Linked DNA regions of Homo sapiens: region 2 is linked to region 1. The links are chromatin loops, found by intact Hi-C in ENCODE. Cell type or tissue: gastrocnemius medialis. All regions are shown on one strand.

Region 1 (8,000 bases):
GTGATCTATACCATTTTTAGGCTTGGTCCCTAGAGCTCTTCTATAAAATTTTTCATTCTCTCTCTTGTTCCCTGCTAATTGGGCAATACTACTAGGATGGCCTTGGAAGCCAAGATGAAAGAATTTTCATAATCCTGGGTCCCTGAATGACTGCATGGAGTCCCCCCTTCTCCTGCCAGTGGCAACTGAATGCAAATGAGTGAAAAAATAAATTCTATAATGCTAGGCCACTGAAATTTGATAGACTTTCTATTCATAGGAGCTACTATTGCCCTAACACATGCCTTTCCTTGAAATAAGTAATGGCCCCATTTTTGGCCACATACTTCTTAATGGCTTGTTTTATTCATTACACAAACATCTAGCTACTTATAAAGCCTAACTAAGTTCTTAGTCAAATCACTATGGCTTCTGGATGTGGCGTATAGGGGTAAGGATGCAGCAAGGAGGATAGGCCATACAGTTACATGTTTTCATGACAAATATCTCTGAACGCTGGACACAGTGAAATCTGAACTCATCATCTACAAGCATGCTCTTCTGGTTTATTTTTAATTTCAATAATTAGCATTACACTTATAATTACTCAGACCAGTTTCCTTCTTTCCCTACATTTTCTAATATAATTAGTCAGAGTCCTTTTGATTCTATATTTTCAACATTCCTCACATCTATCTCTTACCTTCTTCCCATTTTTACTCTCACTATTGTAGATCTGACCCTCATTATTTCTTATCTGTATTATTACCCTGGCCTTGTAACTCCTCAGTTTCTTCCAAAGTATTCTACATCTTACTGCCAGATTAATCTTTTCAAAGCTTGATTCTGATTATATCATTTCTCTATTAAAAAACCTTCAACAATTCTCCGTTAGCAGACACAAGTGTTCATATTACTTTGTGAGAAATTCAGGGTACTCCATGACCTGATTCCAAGCCAAATTTCCAGCCTATCACCCACTACTCTTCTTTATATGACTTGTATTCCATCCAGCCACACTGGATGGGTCACTGTTCCTTAAGCATGCATTATTTCCTAACTGTTTACCTTAGCTCTCTTTAAATGATTTCTCTCACTATTCAATTTCCTCTATGCCCATTGCTGCCTGTCAAAATGCTGCCTTCCTTCAGGGCTCGGATCAAATACCTCCATGAAATCTTTTCTGATCTCCTCAGCAAGAAGGAATGCCAATAACACTCTGCATATCCCTTCGTTTTGGCACTTGTGACATTTTACTTTGACGTGTAGAGGCAACAAATTCTAGTGCATTTGGTGTCGGCTAACTTTGCCCATTTATTTAAGATTTCTTTTTATACTTCCATTATTAAATCCTAATGGTACAAATTCACACTATCTATTTACACTTATGTAGTATTTCTCTCAGTGTTTCTAGTCTAGTCTAGCCAAAACTTTTATAAATTGTATCTTGAGTCTTTTGTTGAACAAAATTATTTGCTTACTTGTTTCAGAATGGAAATGTTCTGGAAATCTCCACATATAATTTTGTAGTACTATCAATTTGGGAATTTAGATCTCATCATTTTTTTAACCTCAAATAAAGCCAACACACACACACACACACACACACACACACACACACACACACACACACAAGAGAAAGGTGTTTTGCAAATCAGATTTCTTACAAAGTGATTCTTCTTCCTTTTGCTCTAAAGGCTCATCTAAGTGTGAGAAACCAGATGGTAAAGATCTAAGATGTATATGTGGTATACATATGGTTTATACTTTTTCATACAGCCTGACTTGCCTTTTGGTCAATTAAGATGATTGCCTAAGAGGACTGTTACTCTTCATTTCTCTCTTCTGTTCCTTTTTTTTTTTTTTTTTTTTTGAGACGGAGTCTCGCTCTGTCGTCCAGGCTGGAGTGCAGTGGCGGGATCTCGGCTCACTGCAAGCTCCGCCTCCCGGGTTCCCGCCATTCTCCTGCCTCAGCCTCCCAAGTAGCTGGGACTACAGGCTCCCGCCACTACGCCCGGCTAATTTTTTGTATTTTTAGTAGAGACGGGGTTTCACCGTTTTAGCCGGGATGGTCTCGATCTCCTGACCTCGTGATCCGCCCGCCTCGGCCTCCCAAAGTGCTGGGATTACAGGCGTGAGCCACCGCGCCCGGCCTCTTCTGTTCCTTTTAATGCCATTGGTCCAGTGCCCTGCCTCAGAACTATCTAGCAGTTAGGAAAGAAAACCACAGGGGAAGGGAATGACGAAAGATACGGAAATATTAAATAGACAACAGTTTAAAGCATGTGGACCACAATGAGAAGGTGTCACTCAGTATGAAGTGTTCATCTAGAAAAAAATCACTATTATCCATTTCTGTAATTATATCAATACAGAATAAAGTTAAGAGATTCAAGATCTTATGCCTGGCCTGTAGAAAGAACTGAAGGTGTACCCCTTCAGTGGGAAAAAAACTTGTTTAGGTTATTTCAGAGGCATCATAGGATTGAGGAGTGACATAATCCCTTTCTTGGAAGAGTCTGGCTGGATTTTGTGCCATTTTCGGAAAGTGTGGGTGATGCACCAAGAATGACAGACTGCTTGGAAAAAGAACTATGTGGAAACCTCCTAACCCCCTTGAGTTTTATCTGAGGAATATCAGGAGGGCAAAAAACCTCTAGGCATTAATGTACAAGTTCCTGTTAATCCTGATATTATAAAGTTGTGTGCCCGGAAAACTGAACAGCAAATTTTTCTGATCCCATGGGGACTGTGTACATTTAGATGGAATCTTAAATAGTCGCAAAGATTCCTATGTAGCATGTTCCATCTTGTCTCAAGTTGCAGGAGGGTATTTCATGGGAAGAAAAGGAATGATGCAAATGAAAGGATTGTAAGAAGCTGTGTTGAATCAAGGAGGCTATAGGGAGTTGTTCAAATAGAAATGAAGCATACTTTATTTTTGAAACTCTTTAATATTGTCATTGCCTCTGAGCACTCTAAGCTTGTGTAATTTGTGGCTGGAGGATGGGATCTGGTTTATAATTCCGTGTTCTCTGAGGTTTTGATGCTGATGGAGAAGGCAATGGCAGATTGAGTAATCTGGCAGATTGAGATTGTACCTTTATATTGAATTACTCAATCTCTCTCTCTCTGTCTCATTCATATTCTCTCTCTCTCTCTCATTTCTGACTTTCTGGGAGAGAGCATTCTGCTCCTTTTAAATAATCTTTCCCAATTCTGCTGGGCTGTCTTTCTTACTCTCCATATACCTTCTCTTCTTTCACTGCTATTGCTGGCAGCCAAGTTCATCTAAATAAAAGTAAACATGTTTCTGGCAAATTGACAAGTAGTAAATAAGATCAGCCTCTTCTCTTCAAAAGGCCAAACAAAGGTAAGTTGATTAGCTTAATTCAAGATAGAAGTTGAATTCTAGAAGAAAAACAAAAACAAAAACAAAATAAAAACCAGACTTTCAAAGAAACCCACTCTGTCCTACTGACCTGACCGAGGCTGCATGCCTAAAGCCCTTGTCTCCTGCAGGGTGGGGTTATGTTATATAATTCTACTTTCTCACTTTCTCACAGCTTCTTGCTGGTGACTTTTGAATGAACACACTAGAAATATTGGTCATCAAAGGAGCTGATAGAGAATGTTGATGATACCATCCTTGCTGAAAAAATATCTCAATGTGACACCTTCTGGACTTGTAGGCAGAAATGTATTTTGAATTCTAAGCAGTTCAAAATAATGACCTGGAGAAGGGGGTGGAATGAGGGCAAGAATGCTAATTTTAACTACTTTTAGGCTTTTGAATAAAACCTCTTTGTGATCAGTTTACTTTTTTAATCCTTTAAGGAGTCCTGGACCCCAGTGTCTGGTCTGGGGAGGCAGGGCTAAATGCAAACTCCTCTTAGCCCGGCGACACCTACATGGTTAACTAGAAGCACACATGGGTCCAGTTATTCTAATTAAAAACAAACCTTAATGAAAAGATATCTGCATCGTGTCCCAATACCTCCATGTCCAACAAGTTATCAGCGGGATGTGTGGAATGAAAAGGTCTTCCAGCAGCCCGGGCTCATCACTGCCTGGTGATTTAATTCAAGAGCCCAGATCATAAATTGGACTTGACGTCAAACAGCAGCCAAGGCTGAGAATCCGCCTGGCCTGGGTGTGCTGGGCTTGCTGTGGGCTGACTAACCAGCAGGCATGCTGTCACGTCTGGGTCATCTGCTGTCAGCGGACGGTTCCCTGTGGGAGGTCCAGGTTGCGAGCACTGCTGTAGTCTAGACAGGAGGTGACAAACATGTTGACCTTTGGGACAAGATTGATCTCTTTGTTTTTTGACAGGAGACCTTTCCAGAGTGGAATCTCAGGAGGAAGAGTCTAGAAGTTTCATCATTTGTGAACGGAATCAAACCTATGTGTCTGCTCCACCCAGACTGGAATGCCAGTTTCTTGAGTTTGATATTTTAGAGTTAAGGAGTGATGTTTATTTACTTTATCAGTTTTCCTGAAATATTTGGACTCCAGGATGGGGGAGGGTGGCAGGAGGGGGGAGGGAGGAAGGAAAAGGGGGAAAATAACTTACTTTAATGGTGTGTCAACTCTGAAACCAACTCTAGGAAAGTTGCTTTTCCACATACTACTTCATTTAAACCTCATACAATGTTAGGAGGTTTGCATCATCACCCTCATGTTAAAGAGGCAAATTAAGAGGCTTAGAGCTGATCAGACCTTCCCCAAGGCCACACAGCAAATAGTTGCTAAAGTCCAGATCTGAGCCTTGGTTGATTTCAATATTATGCCACAATGCCTTCCCAGGGTGTGTTATTTCTGATACAGTGACAATGATTTCAGCTCTTCCTGCCACTTGGGGGGTTATAAAAATGTCAAAATAATTTTTAAAATAGACCTTTGCTTCCCCTCAAATCATGTAACTTTAAGTAAAATGAAACTAGTCTCCTCACTTTGTAGCTATGGTAGTAGTCATCTGGTTACCCCAAAAGAAAATGGAGATTGTTTTGTGAAGGAGGTGAAGTAGGAATTGATGTAGACCAATGTGTCCTAAAGTATATTCCATGGGACGTTAGCCCATGGAATGGCTAAGGGTTGGGAAACTTGGCATAAAATACCCATTTTGTGGACAGTCACATGATTGGATTTGCATTTTGTTGAAATCCAAAAATCCAAGTTTCTCAAACTTATGAATTATGCAATCTTTCCTCCCTGGAAAACTGATCAACATCACATGGGTCTAAAATTTTGTGGATTATATTTTGTAAACACTTGTTTAAGGTTTTTTTTTTTTGTTTTTTGTTTTTTTTTTTTTGTTTTCTTTTCTTTTCTTTTCTTTTTGTGAGACAGTCTCACTCTGTTGTCTGGGCTGGAGTACAGTGGCGCCATCTCAGCTCACTGCAACCTGTGCCTCCTGGGTTCAAGCAATTCTCCTGCCTCAGCCTCCCAAGTAGCTGGGATTACAGGCATGCATCACTACAGTGGCCAATTTTTGTATTTCAGTAGAAATGGGTTTCACCATGTTGCCAGGCTGGTCTTGAACTCCTGACCTCAGGTGATCCACCCACTTTGGCCTCCCAAAGGGCTGGGATTAGAGGCATGAGCCACTGTGCTCTACCTTGTTTCAGTTTTAATGGTAGTAATGTTTCCCTGGATCTAGACTCAGAAGCTTTATTAACTTCATCCAGTCAACAAGAACAGGATCTATTATCCAGGTTTTTAGCTACTTGCTGTGGCCCAGGCTCTGACCTATTTAGAAATACAAGGATGATCTCAAACAGCTTGAGAATGACTTGAATCCTGTTTTGAAGATGTTGAAGATATTTTAAATCTGAAAGAAATATACAAAGCTGGATATATAGTTTTCTAAATTGTATAGCATGTGTTTCCTTATACCCATAAATCTAAAACTTTTTCATAGACCATCTTTCAGTAATGTGTGATTATCAAGCACAAATGTTCTAAATCTAGAGGCCGTGGAACTTCTGCAGATAAGAAAAACAACAAAACCTAAACTAAACAACATAAACCTAAACTAAAATGCTCTTGAGCCATCAGGCAAAATGGGACTTTTCTCTTTTTGTCTTTCTTTTCCTTATCCCCCTTGGCTTTCCATTCTTCCTCCACCTTCTTTCTCCCTTCTACACCTTGTCTTCACATCTGACCTCATCTATATCTGTCTTCATCTGAACACTTTGTCACTATGGGAATAGATGTGATAATCATGCATACATAGACAATTCCATATCCAAAAGTCATCAACTATCTTCAAGCTGACTTCATGTACCTATAACTGACTGATCATTTTGAAAAGAGATTTCCATTGAGATCAACCAGGGTTTGGGGATTGCTAAAAACCATCCCGGCTGGAAATAAGTGTCAGCCACTACCTCATTGTATGGGCTAGCAAATAAGATTAGGCCATTATTCCAGTTATTTGTTTTGGACTTCTTCCTGTTTCTAATAGTGCACTAGAGATGCCTTTTATTTGATTTTTTAAAATAATTATATTTAGCTGGGAGTGGTGGCTCACACTTGTAATTCCAGCACTTTGGGAGGCCAAGGCGGGTGGATCATGAGGTCAAGAGGTCAAGACCAGCCTGACTAACATGGTGAAACCCCGTCTCTACTAAAAATACAAAAATTACCTGGGCGTGGTGGCACACACCTGTAATCCCAGCTACTCAGGAGGCTGAGGCAGGAGAATCACTTGAACAAGGGAGGTGGTTGCAGTGAGTGGAGATCGCACCACTGCACTCCAGCCTGGGCAATACAGCAAGACTCTGTCTCAAAAAAAAATTATATATATAAATATATATAAATATAAATATATAAATATTTATATAAATATAAATAAATAAATATATATATAAAAATATAAATATATATAAAGATTTCAAAGCCCAGGGAAATATATAAGCATATATGCTACTTCAGTTGCCTCAGGTTATTTACTGATTTATTTTACAATAATAAAACATTTCACATGCACTGCCTGTTTAAAGGGGGACAATATGTGGTCCAAGGATTTTCTTTATATTTATTAGGAGGCTAAAATTTTATTTGCCCTGATAAACAGAAAATCAAATATCCCAGATCTTCAATTCAGTACTTAAAAGAGTAAGTCCCTCCAGAAGGACTATGAGACAGCTGGATTTCTCCAGTGGGGAAGCTTTATGTATATGTAACCCAGGCATAACTTGGCATTTCAGTAAGCTTGGCTGAAGACTCCAATTTGAAAATGTTCTACAGCCACAACCAGTAACATACTCTCTAAAATAAAAAAGGAAACAAATTACCTACCTCTTGACTCCTTTACCACTTAGAAAATAACTTGTCTACCAAGGAGGGGAAAAAGAAGTCTTGAAATAAGATTTAGAAGCCTGAAGAGTATAGACCCTTCATCTACAAGGATTTTTGTTTTCAGACCACTTTTAAGTTGGTTGCTTGGTTTGCATTATCAAAGCAGAACACCTTACAGTCAAGAAACAAAAGCTAGGTTCTTCTTTCCCCCCAATTTTTTCCTTTACAGCAGGTTTTCTTTCTTGTGTCATAAGGAGTTTGTTTACACAGGAATTCAAATTACTATTAAAGGAGGTAATCAGCACAGTGACAAATAAAAGTTAAAAAGATGTTTGTCTTCTATGATAAAGCTCAAATAATCCCAGACTTCAAACAATCAAGGTAACATACATATTTCTGTTTTTATTACATTAAAAAGTAGAAAAAAATGATGTCCCCCAGAATAGTTTAATGGATTTTCTAAAAAGTTCTTTCTTCAGAGTGAAGCAAATTCAGCTCAAATTGTTTTTCAAACTGGGGTAGGTGGACGAAATGCTGGAGCCGAAGCAAAATGAAAATACCATAAAGATAGTTCTTAAGTGCAGACTGCCTGGGTCCAAATCTGAGCCTTGCCATCTACTAGCTATATAACTTAGACCAAGTCACTTAACTTCTTCCAGCTCAGTTTTCTCCTTTGTGAAATAGACTAATAAAAACACCCATCTCATACAGTTTAGTGG
Region 2 (8,000 bases), 73 kb after region 1:
CAAAACTCCATCTCAAAATAATAATAATAATAATAATAATAATAATAATAATAATAATGTGGGCCCTAAGCAAGTGCAAAGCCATAAGGGTTGGAGGCTGGGGAACTGCCAGGATGGCCTAGCTGTATTGGATTATCCCACTGGTATCATAATAGACACCTGAGGAGCGATAGATGCTAACACTGAGGGCTTCACACTGCAGCATGGCTTTGCAACTCAGCAGGTCAGCACTGAAGGCTTAGCACCACTGGCATCCTGTGAAAGCAGGCCTGAAGTGGTAATGGAATGGCTACATAGTTCAAAAGAAAGGTAACTGTGTTTAAAGAGAAGGTAAAGAAACCTGTCTGAGTTGTAGCTGTCAATGTACATGGAAGAATATGACAGATGCCCAATTTCACTGCATACTAAACCAGAAAGGAAGGAAGAGACACAGTGATTACTTCTGGAAATGTACATGTTATTTATTTACCATGGATTCATCATGATAGTGCATTGTGTGGCTACAGAATGCTTCTTAATGAAAATCCTCATGAGTAGATGGATGCCCTCTTTTATAATTTAATACATGGCTCTTCTGTGAATACAGATTTAGTAAATGATGTCAGGAACAGAACAAGAAGATTTTATTTATAGCTATACGTCCATATCCAGGTACTTGTAATATGATTTTTCTTTTTCTTTCCTCTCCCTCCTTCCCATCCTCCCTCCTTCTCTTCTCTGCTGCTACTGAAAACAGCCCAGCATTAGATAACTCCCTTGATTCTTTTTTAGGGATGAAGCAGTCATTTTCAGTCAACAATTCAGCTTATCAGGAGAAAATGACACAGAGTGGGGAGTAAACAAGAAAATAACCAGGGGCCTACTTTGAAGTTCCTTATTGAAAAGCAGGCAAGTCTTCCTCCTTCCTCTTACAAAGAGAACTCCCTCACAGGCATCTTCCCTCTCTGCCTGGGAGATATCCCTTCCCTACTACTTGTCTGCATGCTCCAAAAAGAATTTTGACTGTCTTCTCACCCAAGCACACTTTTTTATTTAACAACAACAAAAAAAATCCCCCAGCTATAAAATGACAACTGAGCGCACACATGCAGAGCTACCAGGAAATCACAGTTCTTGCCAGCTTGGATGGCCCAGCCTAGACTATTTGCACTGAGGCTGAGGGTGTATAAACCACTGCTTTGTTGGACTCTCAGGGTGAGAGGAAATTTCTTAACCAAGAGCTCCGCATGGAAAACATTGTTTCTGTAACAGCCTGAGGTCAAACTCTGGGGATAGCTAGCAAGAATTCCATTGGCAGTGTTCAGTTGTCTTGAGGTTATGAAGGGAGAAAGGAATCCCTTTCCCTCTCACCACCTCCAAGATTCAGTGGGGCCTGGATTCTGAAGAACTCTGTCTGCCTCAGCCATTTTTGAAGTGTTCTTAAAAGCAGAGGTATGAATTGCAGCTGAGGTTGTCTTTGTGGTGAAAAAACTCTTAGGCTTGAGGAAGCACTGCCTTTTTATCAGAAATACCCACCAGGTAGGAAAAGATAGAGATTAGAGGCACTGAGGAGTTGCAGACCTCCAAGATCTTGCTTATGTGCTTAGAAAATGATACAGCATTATCATGTATTATGTTTTGCAAAGGCTGTTATTTTCAAGGAACTGGTCCCACTAGGATATTCTTAGAACATTTTGAAGTAACATCCTTAGGAGATCGTAGTCATAGGCACTATTCAATCACAAAGGAGACTTTTAAGCCAACTGTTTTCAAATCTTATTTTAAAAAGTTTAAAGAAACAACTTTCAATAAGTTTGGAGATGAGAAAATCCAAATGCAAGGAACTGGGGTGGTGGGAGCCGGGGACAGGGGAGGATGGAGCAATCACTTGGGAGTGAAGGTTAATAGCCACCTGAAAAATCTCTGACTCAGCAAACTTCTTAATTGTTTTCCCTCTAAACTTTCTACCTTCTAACATCCATTTCTAGGACATGAATAGATGGAAGAGGAAAAAGGCCTACCGGAGGTGTCTGGGACTTCTGCATGTGTTATCTCTGTGGCTGGTTTTTGTACCTGCCTCAAAAGCAGATGGATGATCAGGGACTGTGGCTTGCATCTGTAATCCTAGCACTTGGGGAGGCTGAGGCCAGAGGATAGCTTGAGGTCAGGAGTTTGAGACCAGCTTGGGCAACATAGCAAGACCTGTCTCTACAAAAAATAAAAAAGATTAGCTGGGTGTGGTGGCGTGTGCTTGTGGCTCCAGCTACTCAGAAGGCTGAGGCAGGAAGATCACTTGAGCTCAGGATTTTAAAGCTGCAGTGAGTGATGATTTCAGTACTGTACTCCAGTGGATGGCAGAGTGAGACCCTGTCTCTGAAATTAAATAAAAATGAAAATAAATTTTAAAAAGCAGATCAATATGAGATGATCAAGGTCCTCTGAATGGCAGAAGGCAGGGCCATGCTTACCTTGGAGCTCCTAGGATATTGACTGGTGCAAGGTGGGTGCTCAAATAATACCTGATAAATACGAGAAGAGTGGAGGGGAAAGAGGGAGGGAAGCAGAGAGAGAGAGAGAGAGAGACAGTACAAGACAGAAGGGGGAGGGAGGTCCCTCAAGTGTGTACTCTGAAACCTACCTGACTTAATGACTTGATTGTACTGAATTATCGCCTTGAGGAATCAAAGAAATGAACAGGAACTTAAAAATATTTTTTAACCCTAATTCAGCCTCCATTTACATTTTGGACTTACCCAATACAAGGATCTTTAAAGTTCAATTTGTGAAAACACCTGGTTTTTAGTATCTACTATCTTCCTTCATTTATTCTCTGGCATACAGCCAGTCACGCCCACCTGCGATGAGCTTCAAATTTGGAAGAAGAGGAAAGAGTGCATTCTTAGAATGAGGTGACCAGAGGTGCTGGGTTTGAGATATGCCTTGGGGGCCTCTACGTAGCCGTCATCTTTCTTATTCCATCATGCTTTAGTCCTCATTTGGGGTCAAACACCAGAGCATAACCTATTGTAACAACTGAGCACATATGTAGGGAAGTGATAGACATCTATCTAGACTTCCTCAAAAATAATCAAGAACTGTCCCAAGCTGGGGACATAAGTACGTGGGAGGGATGGGATCAAGGATACAATCAAGTGTGGGAGGATGGTTTAATCTCTTATGCTATATGGATTTTCATGTGATTAGTACCACCCGGTAGTAGTTTTCAAATGCCTTGCAGTACCTGGATTACAAAGATCAGGAAGTGACATTTTCTACTCTTGACTTTTAGTGATTATGCTTTTGTGAATTACTCCATGTTCTTAGGTACGAAATAGATATGATCTTGCAGTAGGATTTTATTGTGCCTCTTTTTTGGAAGGAGAGAGCTAGGGGACTCATTGCGTCAGGAATCAATAGTGAGTCGACACCTTTTCGGGCTTCCTGTTGTTAGAGGTGGGGCTGCAGAGGGATAGAGAGTGCACAGAGGTGTGTAGCCCTCTAGGTGTGCCTGCTCCAAATGAGGCCGGTGGGCCTGCAATTTTGTGAAAAGTTTGCTGAAAACGTTCTGGGAGGCAAGAATATTCCTTTCCCAAATACCTCTCATCACAGCAGGAGGTAAAACAAGACACCCCAGGAGGTAAAACAAGACACCCCAGAATTAACCTGAATTGAAGGGGAAAAAGATCCTTGAAAAAGCAGTATTGCAAAGCAATATGACATTAATCATGCTTCCCGACTTTTGATTTGCTACAGTCTAGATCATGTTTCTGACTTTGAAGAGTCTCCAGTTCTGATCATTTGAAGAGGATTTTAGGCTCTGGCAATGAGCCATATGAAAAAAAAAATGCCCACCAGATGTATCACTCTGGCTTCATTTTTTGTTCTCTCTTTGCTTCAGGCACACTGAACTTTTCTAGGACCTGAAGTTGCCTCACTATCCCTGCTGTATCAAGCACTTATGCCTCACTGGTGCCTCACCTCCTCGTTGGCTAATTTCAATGCATTCTGTGGTCACTGAGAAGCCTTTTCTAACCCCCAAGGCTGGGCTAAGATCCCTGCTCTGAGCCCCACATCATCCTGTGTTCCCTCAGGCCCAGGGATTAACCCGTTGCATTGGCAAGGTTTGTTTACTTGTCTGTGTCCCACTAGACAATGGGAAAGTTATATTTAAGTTTTCTGTGCCCCAATGCCCTCGTCTGTAAAACGGGAGCTTTAGGTATACCAATCATGGGATATGTGAAGATTAACTGAGTTAAAGTATGTGAAGCAAGAGAGGATCTCTGGCATATACTAAATGCTGACAATTGTGAGCTATTATTTTTATACTTGAGGGCAGGACCCATATCTGTCATTTTTATGTCCCTACAGCTTGCCTCAGGGCCAGTGCAGAGTAAGCTGCCAAAACTACTTATTAAATACATTGGAGACACTCAAGAGCTCTGTAAAGACTGAGTCACAGTTTTAGGAACATTGATGTCTTTGGCAAGATTCCTGTGCCTTTGTAAATGTCCAGACTCACTCCAGCTGCCTCTCTGATATGTGGAGGCAGCAATGTCTTTGACCTCAGCACAGGTGCAACTGGGTGGCCCCATGAGAATGACAGAGCCTCTCTTCTCTCAGTAGTCAGGATTCTGCTGACCTGCTTACAGGGCACTAAATACCTGAGGAGGCAGGAGCTTGGGGGAAAGCTGAGAGGTATCTATCCCCATCTACCTACTGAGAGGATTTTAAGAAACACAGATAAATGCAAGAGACAACACGGTCATATAATGGGAAAAGAGCGTGGCTTGGAGGTGGACACACTTTGTTTTGCATTCCAGCTCTGCAGTGTAACCAGATGTGGTTTAGTTATTAACCTCTCTCATCCCTGGTGTCTTCATCCATAAAATGGGAATTGTGGGCTGTGGAATTAGTAGGACTGGAGTTAGAAAGCCAGTTTTGCTATTTACTAGTTGTGTGACATTGAAGCAGTTACATAACCTCTTTAAGCCCCAGTTTTACTAATTAATAAAATGTACTTAATAATCATATCAGATAACAGGTTGTTATGAGATTAAATAAAATAACATACATAAAAAAGTTAGCTTAGGAAAAGTATGCAATAGTGAAAGCCTCGACTGTCTGCAGTGGTGCTGTAAATTATTTCTTGAAATATAGCAATTGAACGTGATAAAAAGAATTCTGATGTGTTGGGCAGAAGCTTACAAAGATGTCTTCCAAATCGCAAACAACATGCATTCCTCTCAGGAGACAATTTTATTACAAAGAATGGCAACCCAACTGGAGGCACAGACATCTAATTTGTTTTAACTCTCCGTAGCATTCAGAATCATTTGTAATATTCCATTTGCCCTGGTTGCTTTTAGCAAGAAGTGTTTTATCACATAGAGAAACACATCAGTGACCATCTCCTCCTTAATAAACCATGTCTTTAGACACAGCATTGTGCAATATGATTACAAGCCATTATGGGATGTTCCTCTTACTACCAAGAGCAATGGAGCAAGTGATGTTAATATTATTGAGACTTTGCCTGGCTCAGCTGGATTCCACTAATACTTCCTTTTAGAAAGCAGTACCCAAAAATGGCTGATGAATCTGATTGCCAGCCCAGCTCGACAATCTTCAGACTACATTTTTGCATGTTTCATGCTTTGGAACAGAACACTCTTAAATTGTTCTGTTTTTAACTGCTGAATTGCATTTCATCTTGAGATCACACTAAGGGGGGAAAATCTTAACAACTTTAGCAAAATTTTTGGTTTAGCTGTTTCACATTCCTCTGCTTTACAATGAAAGTATCTCTTTATGCTTCTTGGCATCTGGGAGTAGAATATTGTGTATTTAACAGAGTCTTGGGTGACAGTGGTGTGGTGCTGTTGAGTAATTTATTGGCAGGTCTTCTGCAGTGGATCCCTCAATACAAGCATGTGGCCCAATTTCCAATTACAGTGTTTCCATTAGAAATATCTTCAGGACATAGTGTCTAAGACAGAGGGAAAAGAGTAAGGACACATCTGCCTTAGAGCCCTGAGGACAAAGAACGGAATGTAAAATGGGCCACACTGCACTTGTTGGTCCCCATCCTATTGTGATATTCTTGTATTTAACTTCTGCTGCTCCAGGCTGAGCCTTTACGAAGTTTCTAAAAAGTGTCCTGTTTCCATGTCAGTGATGGCCTAGAGGCAAAAAGGAAGTCCAGAATAAAACCACTATCTGAGAACTCTTTTGTTCAAATATTTCTTGTGCAAACACAATGTGCAAGGCCAATGCCAGGCCCCAAGTATTCAATGTAGGACTCCTGGGCTTTGAGGACCTTAGAGGGGGAGACACACACATGCAATTAGAATATGCGGTGAGGTATATCAGAGGAGCTAATGAAGAGCTTGAGATGCACAGGATGGAGAGTAACTGTGCCGGGAAAACTGGGGAAGCTGTAATTGAGGACACAGCATTTGGGATATGCCTCAAAGGATGTCCCATGCCTCCAAGAGTGTCCAAAAGTGACCAAAAGGCTCTTCTGTCAGATAGAAACACAAACAGTAATAACAGCATACTTTTGCAAAATGCATCTTAGGTTTATGAAGTAGACAAGGCAGTTGGTATTTCCTCCAATGTATAGCAGAAGTAACGATGTCTGAAGAGCAAGAATCATTTACCCAAGTTACCATTGGCAAGCAAGGATAAAGCCGGGACAAGGAAATAGGTCAGGATCCAAATTCGGGTTTCCTTAATGGCTTCTTGGTCAGCATGCTTTCACACTCAGCACCTGTGAGAGGAGAAGGTCCATGTGCATCAGCAGCTCTGATTGCTGTGCAACCCCTCCTGAAGTGCTTTGGGTAATAGTGCATTTTGCCAGCTGCCTAGATTGGGCCAGCCCGGGCCACAGTCCTGTGCATTTGGGAACCCATGATGGGGAGAAGGGCTAAGGCAGGAGCAATGTCCCAACAGTTACCCAGCTCCCTGCACTTTCCCATCAGAGCCTCTAGGTGAGATTGTCATCAGGGACACCTGCCAGCAGCCAGACCCCAGGGTGGGGTGAACGTCCTTATCACCAGGGTGCTTTGTCTCTGTATGGGTTGTTTTATGAGCCTTATTACAACAGCTCTGTGATAGTGGTATGACAGATAGGATTTTCTTAGTGGAGACAAGGATACTGAAGTGCAGAGAGGTTAGATAACTTGCCTACATGACAAATAAATCAGAAAACTGGGGCTGAAATTCAGATATACTTTTAGTCCCACTGGCTCTCAGTCTGCTGAGGAATTTGGTGTCTCTTCATCATGGTTCCTAGAATTCTTTTGATAGGAAACAATGCCTTTACCCTCTAATTGAGCCATGGTTTCAAATGAAGTATTAGTCTGCCTTCAATTCTTGCCAAATCATAAGTCATCTATATTAGGTCTATCCCTGATAGCAATTTTTGATGAGTGGGAAGGGCTGTGGGAGGGAATACTGAGATATTAATATTCTTCAGGGATGGAAGGAGAGAGAGGGAGGAAAATGCCCTCTTCTGCCAAAGTGGGTGTGTGAAAACAAGAACCGAATACCGAGCACCCTCACCTGTGACCCCAACTTCCCCATAGTCCCCCTGTTCTATGTACATATATTCTACATCAAACCCCTTTTCCTCAGACATGACACTGCTTCTCCACTTTGAAGCTTGGCTCATGCTGTTTCATTCAGCATTTTTGCTTGCAAACATGATACCATTTTCCTATGGTCATTTCAAGTTTTTGTTTTGATGCTCCTGCCTGGATTCATTCTCTTGTTTCATACAAAAGGTCTGAGCACTTTTGAGGTTTCTTGGCACTTACTGTGTTGTACCTTGAGCTAGAGTTGAGTTGTGTTCTTGGCTAATTCCTCCCACTGAGTGCAGAGGGCAAGACCGATGTCTTAGTCATCTTAGTAGATAGTAGATATATAGAGATATCGATGTAGATGTATACTTACATCAAGAGTATAGTAGGCACATGATCACAGAACAGGGACCATCTAAGTTTTTGAATATAATTTATGAT

What was found. Hi-C counts contacts between places; a loop is a spot of excess contacts. Peaks named below come from ENCODE experiments on the same cell type or tissue, not always from the same donor. Only the 100,000 strongest peaks of a DNase experiment are listed, where the experiment ranks them.
Region 2: it touches region 1 in a loop (7-fold over the local background); 3 of 110 quality-filtered maps call a loop at or near these places.

Annotation. Positions count from the first base shown.
Region 1 is chr9:75,374,061-75,382,060 of GRCh38, forward strand. No RefSeq gene overlaps it. Among named protein-coding and RNA genes, the nearest start is that of OSTF1, 290 kb to the left of the region's middle. In gastrocnemius medialis, no CTCF peak of the experiment used is centred here; a DNase peak (open chromatin) is centred at 4,111.
Region 2 is chr9:75,447,241-75,455,240 of GRCh38, forward strand. No RefSeq gene overlaps it. Among named protein-coding and RNA genes, the nearest start is that of OSTF1, 360 kb to the left of the region's middle. In gastrocnemius medialis, no CTCF peak of the experiment used is centred here; DNase peaks (open chromatin) are centred at 4,401 and 5,524; H3K27ac peaks cover 5,128 bases.